2 separate regions of the Homo sapiens genome follow, and region 2 is linked to region 1. The links are chromatin contacts, found by Hi-C or POLR2A ChIA-PET in ENCODE. All regions are on one chromosome and are shown on one strand. Each heading gives the region's core, a stretch centred on a gene start or an enhancer-like site at or near the end of the contact. The rest is flanking DNA. Distances are from core to core; before and after follow the strand shown. Region 1 holds the start of PRSS48 (serine protease 48). Region 2 holds the start of FHIP1A-DT (FHIP1A divergent transcript).

The links. A loop is a pair of places that touch in the nucleus more often than their neighbours do. ChIA-PET counts read pairs that join two places held with the same protein, here RNA polymerase II (POLR2A). Pooled maps may share reads with other maps.
Region 2: a loop to region 1 is called in a pooled map, with 2.3 times the contacts of the local background. The contact joins the promoter of FHIP1A-DT here to the promoter of PRSS48 in region 1. A Hi-C loop is called at or near these places in 1 of 168 maps with a recorded cell type or tissue (endothelial cell of umbilical vein) and 2 of 50 pooled maps. POLR2A ChIA-PET finds 5 or more read pairs at or near these places in 5 of 52 experiments (A549, H1, WTC11 and 1 more).

What each region holds. Positions count from the first base shown.
Region 1 is chr4:151,274,786-151,279,677 of GRCh38, reverse strand. PRSS48 (serine protease 48) reads right to left here and starts at 2,517. Exons shown (of 5, transcript NM_183375.5): 1 at 2,454-2,517. The coding sequence starts at 2,505. The region is part of intron 1 of SH3D19 (SH3 domain containing 19); the gene reads left to right. It overlaps LOC124900799 (a long non-coding RNA gene), which reads left to right and starts at 4,520. Exons shown (of 2, transcript XR_007058328.1): 1 at 4,520-4,892.
Region 2 is chr4:151,407,114-151,411,844 of GRCh38, reverse strand. It overlaps FHIP1A-DT (FHIP1A divergent transcript), which reads left to right and starts at 2,953. Exons shown (of 3, transcript NR_183963.1): 1 at 2,953-4,662. FHIP1A (FHF complex subunit HOOK interacting protein 1A) reads right to left here and starts at 2,669. Exons shown (of 14, transcript NM_001109977.3): 1 at 2,380-2,669. RefSeq lists silencers at 2,710-2,879, 3,000-3,472 and enhancers at 2,699-3,398, 3,399-4,098, 3,930-4,239.

The sequences.
Region 1 (4,892 bases), core at 1,268-3,767:
CATACTCCATCCTATTCTGGTTCCACACCCAGCAGTCTTGGGCTCAAAATGGAGACCACTCCCCTGATTGTAGCTCTTTCTTTTTGGGAAAAGAGTGTAAGCAAGAACCTAAGGAAGAAATAGGGTATCATTAACACATAGTAACACATCTAATATCTAGATTCACTGAACAGAGAACCTTCCTTTATATTTAAATTTTCCAGATTGGTGTTAAAGGCCAAAATTTTCAAATGCCTTCTACCTATTAGTGGGAATCTTCACAAACATACTTACCTGCCTTCTTTAGCAGCACACATGGAATATCATTTAACTTAAAATTTTTTTTTTAAACCAGGGATAGTGGCTCATGCCTGTAATCCTGGTGCTTTGGGAGGATGAGGTGGGAGAACTGCTTGAGGCCTGGGCAATATAGTGAAACCAGGTCTCTAAAAAAAAAATTGAAAAAGAAAAAGATTTCCACATTTCTCTTTCTCTTCTTTCTCTAGTGTGCTGGTGACCTGTATACTCAAGACGTGTTGTAGATGGCCAAGATGCTGCTGCAGGGTGCTGGCCTTGGCAGGTCAGCCTATACTTGGGCCACAGCTTTATCTGTGGATGTTCCCTGGTCAGTGAGAGGTGGATACTGACAACAGCACACTACATACAAGTGTGAGCTCTAGCTGGTAGCTAGCACACAGACAGGTTCTCAGTGAATATTTGCATGACTACATAAATGAACCAATAGACAAATGAAAGTGGTAAGATTGACTGGGCACAGTGACTCACGCCTATAACCCCAGCACTTTGGGAGGCTGAGGTGGGTGGATTGCTCAAGTCCAGGAGTTCAAAACCAGCCTGGGCAACATGGCCAAACACCGTCTCTACAAAAAATATAAAGAAATTAGCCTGACATGATGGTGCATGCCTGTAGTCCCAGCTACTTGGGAGGCTGAAGCAGGAGGATTGCTTGAGCCCGGGAGGTGGAGGATGCGGTGAGTTTAGATCATGCCACTGCACTCCAGCCTGGGCGAGAGAGTGAGACCCTGTCTGAAAAGAAAAGGAAAAAAATGTGGTGAGATAGGCAGGGCAGAAGGAAACCCTAGGTCACATGGGACTCTCAAACTAGGGATGACCAGAGATAAGGCACAGAAGTAGAAAAAGGAATGTTGGAGACAGGTGCTATATTAGAGACTTTTCTTACTTTTCACAAATCACTTCCTAAATACTAGTCAGGGTTTTTTTTTTCTTCTTTTGGGCCACAAACACAACAGGTGTGGTTCAACCACACCTGTAGTCCCAGCTACTAGGGAGGCTGAGTGGGAGGATTGCTTGAACCCAGGAGTCTGAGGTTGCAGTGGGCTATGATTGCACCACTGCACTCTAACCTGGGTGACAGAGTGAGACTCTGTCTCTTAAAAAAAAAATGCTCTATGAAGATTCAAATTTAGCTTTTACTTGATTCAAGGTCACCATCAGGAATATGAAGTATGTTAGTTTATAAATACAATGATGCCCTCAGATGCGGTTGAGGTTGCAAGCTGTTTACTTTTGTGCTATTTGGTTTAACTGAATTGGCATTTTGCAGTATTTGTGTATCTTTCTTCTTTGCTACCTGTTAAGTTTTTTGCTCTCTCAGCATACCCTTTCTGTTTTTTGGGGGGACGGGGTCTTACTCTGTCGCTAAGGCTGGAGTGCAGTGGCGCTATCTCGGCTTACTGCAACCTCCACTTTCCAGGCTCAAGCACTTCTCCTGCCTCAGTCTATTGAGTAGCTGGGACTACAGGTGCCCGCCACCACGCCCGGCTAATTTTTGTATTTTTTGTAGAGATGGGGTTTCACCATGTTGCCCAGGCTGGTCTTGAACTCCTGATCTCAGGTGATCTGCCCGCCTTGGCATCCCAAAGTGCTGGGATTACAGGCGTGAGCTGCTGTGCCTGGCCAGTATACCCTTCCTTTAAATCCCTGTGGACCAGAAAAATAAATGAACAAGCATATACCTGAAATCATAGAATAGTGTTTGCTCTTCCAGTTCCCTCTGCTTGAGATGCTCTTTTCCTGGATCCTCTTACTTAATTTAGTTATCCCCTTCAGTTCTGCTCAAATGACTCCTTCTTAGTGAGGCCTTCTTTAACTACCCTTCTAAAGATTGCAACACTCCTGCCCCTGTACTTCAGATGCCCCTTTCCTTTCATAGTACTTATTACCTTCTAACAAGCCTTATAATTTACACATTTAATATGTGCATTGATTATAAGTCCCACGAAGATAGGGATCTTGTGGGTGTGTGTGTGTACTGCTATTTCCAATCGGGAGCATTGGAATGGTGCTGGGTATATAGTAGCCTCTCAGGACCTTCTCAGGCTGTGCTACTCATAACTAACATCCCATGGGTGAAGTGTCACATTGTTCTATGTGATGCCCTCTTTAGTAAAAATCCTCTGCCTCTGCCTTCTCAACCCCACCCTGGCGCTCACCTGAGATCCCCAGCAGAAGGAGCAGCGTGAAGGCACAGCCAGCAGGGCCCATGTCTCTGTCCTCAGAGCCAGTGAGCGCTTCCTGCTTCCTGGACTCAGGCTCCCAGGAAGAGGCCAATGGGGAGCTGCCAGAACTAGCTTCTCCTAGATGGATTCCTCTGCTTCACCCCCTCCTCTCCTTTGGTCTTCACCCGCTGCCAGATCCTGAAGGGACCAGACTTCAGAAGTGCAGCTGCAGGACCCAGGGGAGGAACTGGGGTCTGTGGCGCCCCCTGCTGTCCTGGGAGAGCAGGGTTTCTGGGGTTTCTGCCTGTGGTGTTGAGGAGTGGCTGGTTGAGGGCACTGGAAGAAACAGGACCCTGTCTCTAGCAAGGAGATAGAAGGTGGACAGGATTCTCCAAAAGCAAGAAATGGAAAAGAGGAAATGAACCCAGTATCTGGTTAATTTTTCTGAGTTTTTTTGTTTGTTTGTTTTCATTTCTGTTACAGTGTTAGCTGCACTGCAAGTCAAGTTTCCTGGGAAACAGACTCTAAGACAGAGATTTGTGTGCAGGAAATTTATTTTAGAGTGGTCTCAGGATCAGCAGCTCTTGGGTGGGTAGTAGGATTGGTTAGAGGGAGAGTTGAACTGTGATGCGTTTGCAACAGAGGCCACAGCCTATCTCACAAGTTTCTCTGGAGCTGAGGTGGCCCTCAGAGACTTTCTGTACTGAGCTAAGAAGGATGCGTTCTTAGGGGTCTGCATCATTGGATGCAGGCCACCTCCTAGGAGGGGGCATTACCTTGGGTGAGGTGGCTCTGTTGGCAGTTCTTGGAATAAGACTTAGCTGTGAACTGTCAGCAGCCAACACTCCTAGCTGCTAAGGGAATGAATGCTTCAGTTCTAAAGGGGGGTCTGGATGGTACACCACAACATCTACCTCAGAAATCTTCACTCTGCCTTTTGTTTTCTGTGCCAATTGTTTGTAGGGTGCTAGGTCTGTGGAGGCAGAATTCAATGAACTATTAAAATGTTACTGCTCTCTTGCAACTTAAAATATTGGGATGCTTGAAAGAAACATATAAGCAGTTTAAAACTAATAGGCCAGGCACGGTGGCTCATGCCTGTAATCCCAGCACTTTGGGAGGCCGAGGCGGGTGGATCACCTGAGGTCAGGAGTTTGAGACCATCCTGGCCAACATGGTGAAATCCCGTCTCTACTAAAAATACAAAAATTAGCTGGGTGTAGTGGCGTGCACCTGTAGTCACAGCTACTCGGGAGGCTGAGGCAGGAGAATCGCTTGAACCCGGGAGGCGGAGGTTGCAGTGAGCCAAGATGGCGCCACTGCACTCCAGCCTGGGCGACAGAGCGAGACTCCGTCTAAAAAAAAAAAAATAATAATAATAATAATAATAATAGAAGTGGCTGGGCGTGGTAGCTTACGCCTATTATCCCAGCACTTTGAAAGGCTGAACGGGGAGGATCCCTTGAGACCAGGAGTTTGAGATCAGCCTGGGCAATACAGTGAGACCCTATATCTACAAAAATTTAAAAATTAGCCTGGTGTAGTGATGTGCACCTGAAGTCCCCAGCTACTCGGGAGGCTGAGGCAGGAGGATCACTTGAAGTCAGTAGTTCAAGGCTACATGAGCTATGACTGTACCACTGTGCTCCAGCTTGGGCGACGGAAAGAACCTGTCTCAAATAATAATGGAAGACCAGAAAATGTAGATATTTTGGTAAGAACTATTCAGTTACAGGCAACTGAGGCTCACTTAAGCTAGCTTAAATCAAGAGGAGATTATTTTAAAGCTATTGTTTTGAGCTGAATTATGTCTCCTCAAAAATGTATCTTGAGGCTGGGCATGGTGGCTCACGCCTGTAATCCCAGCACTCTGGGAGGCCGAGGCGGGTGGGTCACGAGGTCAGGAGATCGAGACCATCCTGGCTAACACAGTGAAAACCCGTCTCTACTAAAAAATACAAAAAATTAGCCGGGTGTAGTGGCGAGTGCCTGTAGTCCCAGCCACTTGGGAGGCTGAGGCAGGAGAATGGCGTGAACCCTGGAGGCAGAGCTTGCAGTGAGCCGAGATCGCGCCACTGCACTCCAGCCTGGGCGACAGAGCAAGATTCCGTCTCAAAAAAAAAAAAACGTATCTTGAAGTCCTAACCGCACTTCCATACTTCAGAGTATGACAATATTTGGAGATAAGGTCTTTAAAGAGGTAATTATATTAAAAAGAGGTCATTAGGTTGGGTTCTAATCTCATATGAGTGATGTCCTTAGAAGAGGAAATGTCATGTACGTGACATCTATAGAGGGAGAAGACAGCTATTTACAAGCCTAGGGTGCCTGAAACAAATCCTTCCCTCATGGCCCTCAGAAAGAACCAGCCATGCTGATACCTTGATCTTGGACTTCCAGCCTCCAGAACTGTGAGGAAATAAATTTCTGTTG
Region 2 (4,731 bases), core at 1,704-4,203, 130 kb before region 1:
GAAGTAGATCTAAATTGTGTTTCAATGGCAGAATCTGATCCAGATCTTCACTGGGCCTACGTATCACCCTAGAAGACAGATGTACACAGAATAAAGATCAAGTGTCTAAACAGATTAAATAAAGCAATTTTGCTTTATATTTGCATGGAGAAAGGAGGTTCCTTATTAAATTTTCTTTATGAAAGTAATACAAGAGGCCAGGCATGGTGGCTCACACCTGTAATCCCAGAATTTTGGGAGACCAAGGCAGGCGGATTGCTTGAGTCCAGGAGCTCAAGGGCAGCCTGGGCAACGTGGCAAAACCCTGTCTGTATGAAAATACAAAAAATTAACAGAGTGTGATGGCATGAACCTGTGGTCCCAGCTACTCAGGAGGCTAAGGTGGGAGGACTGCCTGAGCCCAGGAGATCAAGGCTGCAGTGAGCCGAGATCATGCCACTGAACTCTAGCCTGGGCCAGAGAGAGAGAGAGACCCTAACTTTAAAAAAAAAAAAATATATATATAATTTCACTCCTCAGAGGCAATTCTTGTTTTTTCTCATTTTACCTCCATATCTCTACATAATATATTTGTACATCTGCTTCTTGTTTGCAGTCATTATCTATCAAGTTCCTATTAAAGAAAGAACTTAGCAGAGAAAGTATTTTGAACCAATCTTGGGAGGCAGAGTACAGAACTGTCCAGCAATGCATCACTCTGACTATGTAAAAATAAAACACTCCTTTTATTTCTAGTCTTCAAGTCCTCCATTAAAAGTCCTACACAATGTCTTTATATGAGAGCCAAGAAAAAAGGTAGCTGGGCAGTTGGACCTAAATTTTTAGACCACTCTCAATCACTCTCTGAATCCACTTCAGTGATGTCCAGTTTCTCTGCCCCTTTCCAGCCACCCTACACAGTTTAATCCTGTTCCTTGTCCTACAGGACAAATGATAAATAGGACCCCAAACTTAATTTATTTCAAGACAGGCATGGACATAATTCTTATGAGCTCTGCGGAAAGGGATTAACTGGAACTAAAAAGATATCAACCTTTAATTATGCGAAAAGTTACCTAAAGCCAACAAGTATACTGTATTAAAGAGTAAATTTATGGACTAAATATCCTGCTCAATTTCGGTCCAAAGAAGACCTTTGAAGTTCTCCAAACGTGGACTTCAGCTGTGGTTCACTACATGTGGACAGCTTCGGGGACAGCATCCTGCCTAGTGCCAGGTGTACAAGTGAACTTGAGGTCAGGCAGGTGACCCTGACAAGCAGGCATAATACATTAAGGAGAGGAAATCTTCCCTCTCATTAATCAACAGGATAAAGGTAATTAAGCAGGAATTATTTTTCAATGACCTATATAATTTCATCAGGGCTGCTATGACTATTAGCAGGGAGCAGCTGACTTCCTAATGAGATGAATTTGATAGCACAGCCCTTCCAGAGAAGCCAAGGGAGCAAGCCCAATCTATAGGGAAGCAACAATTGTTAGGCATTGTTTACTCCTCCTCCTGAAAGCTGTCTCTCCTTCTCAACATTTGGCTCTTTCCCTTCAGGGGGGTTTCCCTGTCCCTGGATAGCTGGGGCTGCAGCATCTGCTGAATAGTGGAAGCTAGATCTGCTGTGAATGGGTGGGTCCAGGAGGCTGGGACACTAATTCACTAGACCTGCTCATGTGATTCCCAAAGTCCCAAGCCAACAAGGCTACCGCCGCCTGCACCAACACCTCGCTCTGACCAGGCCTGAAATAAGACACCAAGGTAGTTCTTCCCACTCCCTAGCAGAAGCGGAGTTAACAAGGGACCTTTGTTGAGCCAGAGGAAACACAAACACATACACACTATCAATAATAACCACGACTTGAACGCAGTTTCATCACAGAATTTACGAAATTGAGCAACAGCTACCTAACCAGTAAGTCCTTACACCAGGAAAGGGCTGCAAACCTCAGAGGGGCACCGCCTCTGTCTCCTGTGTAAGCAAGTTGATTTACAGGGGAAACCTGAACTCCACATCTCTTTGCCTTTTCCTGTGCCTCCCAGAGGACCCTGGGACCAAGGAATGGGATGGAGGGCCCTAATGACATATTCCTTCGTCAAAACAAGCTGGCTCTCTCTCTCCCAGGGTCAGTCACCGCGTTACGCCCCGTCCCGGAGCCCGAAACCCTAGAAGTCACCTCCTCCCCCCTGCGCCCCCGCCCGACGCAGCGACCTCGTTTGGAACATCCCCAGCCGGCCCCCAGCCCAATGCCTGCTCCCTCAGCCCAATGCCCGCACCCCCTGCCCAGTTGGCGGATGCAGAGAAGGGACATTTCGACTCTCCCTCCTCCTTCAACCCTCTAAAATAAAAGAATCCCTCAAGCGCAAATCTCCGGCCAGCACAGCACCTACCTGTCCCCGGCCGTGGCTCCTCCTCCCCGAGCAGTGGGGCTCGCTGGACAAGTGTCCTCAGATAGTCCAGAAAGTTTGCTCTGCGGTCCCGGGGACGCCTGCGCGGGACCCAGTGAGGAAAGCCGGGCTGGCTCCTCGCACCTCGGGCGGCCGCCGCTCGAAAGTCTTGGCCCAGGTCCTCCAGGCCCGGCTCAAACTCAGGAGTGCCCGGGAAGAATGTAGGTCGTGAGAAGGTCGGAGCGCAACTTTTCGAAGGTGCGTCAGCCGCGGGCTGAGGCGCGTGGGTCACTGCCTCCCCCCAGCCTCTCCCTAGTGAGCGCGGGGGGGGCGGGGGCGGGGGCGGGGGCCGGGGCGGGGCAGGGGCGGGGGTGGGGCCCAACCTGCCTGGAGGCCTCGGGGAGCGCGCCCCGGCCCCGCCCCCGCCGCCGCCGGCCCCGCCTCTGCCGCTGGGACACGCCGCCGCCAGGTGCGCCGGGGACTTAGGCAGTGCCGCGCCGCACGGCCCGCGCCGGTTTCCAAGGTGAAGGAGGAGGAGCCTCTGAGGGAAAGTTTCCACAGAAACTTGAGCTGGGCGCAGTGTAGCACTCGCGCCCTTGGGGGCTAGCGTTTGGCCGGAGCTACACACTCTTTACTCACGCACGCACACCGCCGTACACAGCACAATCGTTCACCGTCCCGCCAAAGGCTCGTCTCTCGGGTTCTGCCTAGTGGAAGGAGTCGGACAACGCCGCACGTCACGGGCGTTTCGGATTTCTTGCTTCCCAAAGGTTTGACGGCGGCCACCGGCGCCCCGGCCCAGCTCTGCTTTCCTTTGCTGACTCCTTCCTTTAGGTGTGAATTTTAAAATGCTGATACCGCCCCAAGAGAGCTGAGTCAAGTGAGGCAAACGTTCGCCTGTTGTTCTCCTGACAGACTCCCTGCAGTGGGCAGGGGAAATGTGGCCTTGGCCGACATTAATGAAGTGCCAGGATGGAGGGAGGGGGCCTGCTGATTTGTTCTGTTTTACTTTTTAAGGGTAACTAGAGCGTTACTGGAGTCGTCTGTGGGTTTGGGGAGTATGTGGCGCGTGTGTGTGTCACACATTTCACTGGCAACTCCCGCCAACCCCTTCCCAAGAAATGAAGGCTCTAATGTGGGCAGTTCTGCAACAAAGGTGAAACTTCCCCAAATCACGATTCCCCGCAAGATGAGAGAGCAGGTGCAGCATCCATTTTCCCACTATCACGCTTGAGATGGTGGCTTTGGGCACTGCCGGGTGCCCCGACATCCTTCCCAGAGCCCAGCCTTCCCACCCAGGCCCGGCCCTGCGCGGCCGCCTGCCTTTGCATCAGAGACCGCGGCTGTGCCATTGCCAAGGTGGGCAGCGCCGCCTCGCTTCCCCATTCCTCCGTCTCCCACGCCTCTTGCGTGTTTGAGTCGCGAAGTGATGGACTTTAAATCTCAGAGGAGGAATGAGAAACTTGGTTAGTGGCTCTCTTGGCATGTTCGTAGCCCTGTGGTTGAAGTGGCTGAAACCTGCGTTGAGCCTCAGTCCAAGCAGCTGGGGCCACACCAGTTTGCAAAAGCGGATGTGGCAGTTTCCACCGCAGCAGCAGCCTGCTGGCGCCTCATCAGATTCTCCTTTGGAGGAAGTATCTTCTTCCCTTCATTCTCGGTGAATGGCATCCAGAGATAACCAAAATCAGGTGTATCTAGTTTCAAGTTCTGTCTTGCAACCGTGATAATTGGAGGATGCAAACTTTACACTTTCTTCTCTAGCTGTCTACCACCACTGCTGCGCTTGTGGATGACTGCAGGAACACCGGGTACTTGCCACAAGTATCTCTCCAGATTCATCAGCCTTTCACCTGTGACAAGCTCAGTCAAGAAGTGGCTCCTAAGTAAAAGCTGGGGAAGAACAAGGAAGATAGAGCTCAGAGTAGAAAGCTGTGAAGTTCTGCACAACAGGTCCCCTTGGCCTGCTCTAACAGTTGGAAGGTGGGGGAAGCATTCATTTACTCAACAAATATATACTGAGTGCCTTTTGCATGCTAGGCACGCTTCTAGGGGTTGAGGACACAGCAGAGAGCACAAACAACAATTCCAGCCCTCGTGGAGCTTACCTCTTCCACGTGGGAAAGACAGATGGTAAATGTATAAGGACAATATATGGACTGCTGTATGATTAGAAATGCTATGGAGAGGCTAGGAGTGCTGTCTCATGCCTGTAATCCCGCAGTTTGGGAGGCCAAAGGAGGAGGATCACTTGAGGCCAGAAGTTGGAGACCCAACCTGGGCAACATAGTAAGACCCCCTATCTACAAAAAGTTTAAAAATTAGCCAGGCATGGTGGCGTGCACCTGTAGTCCTAGC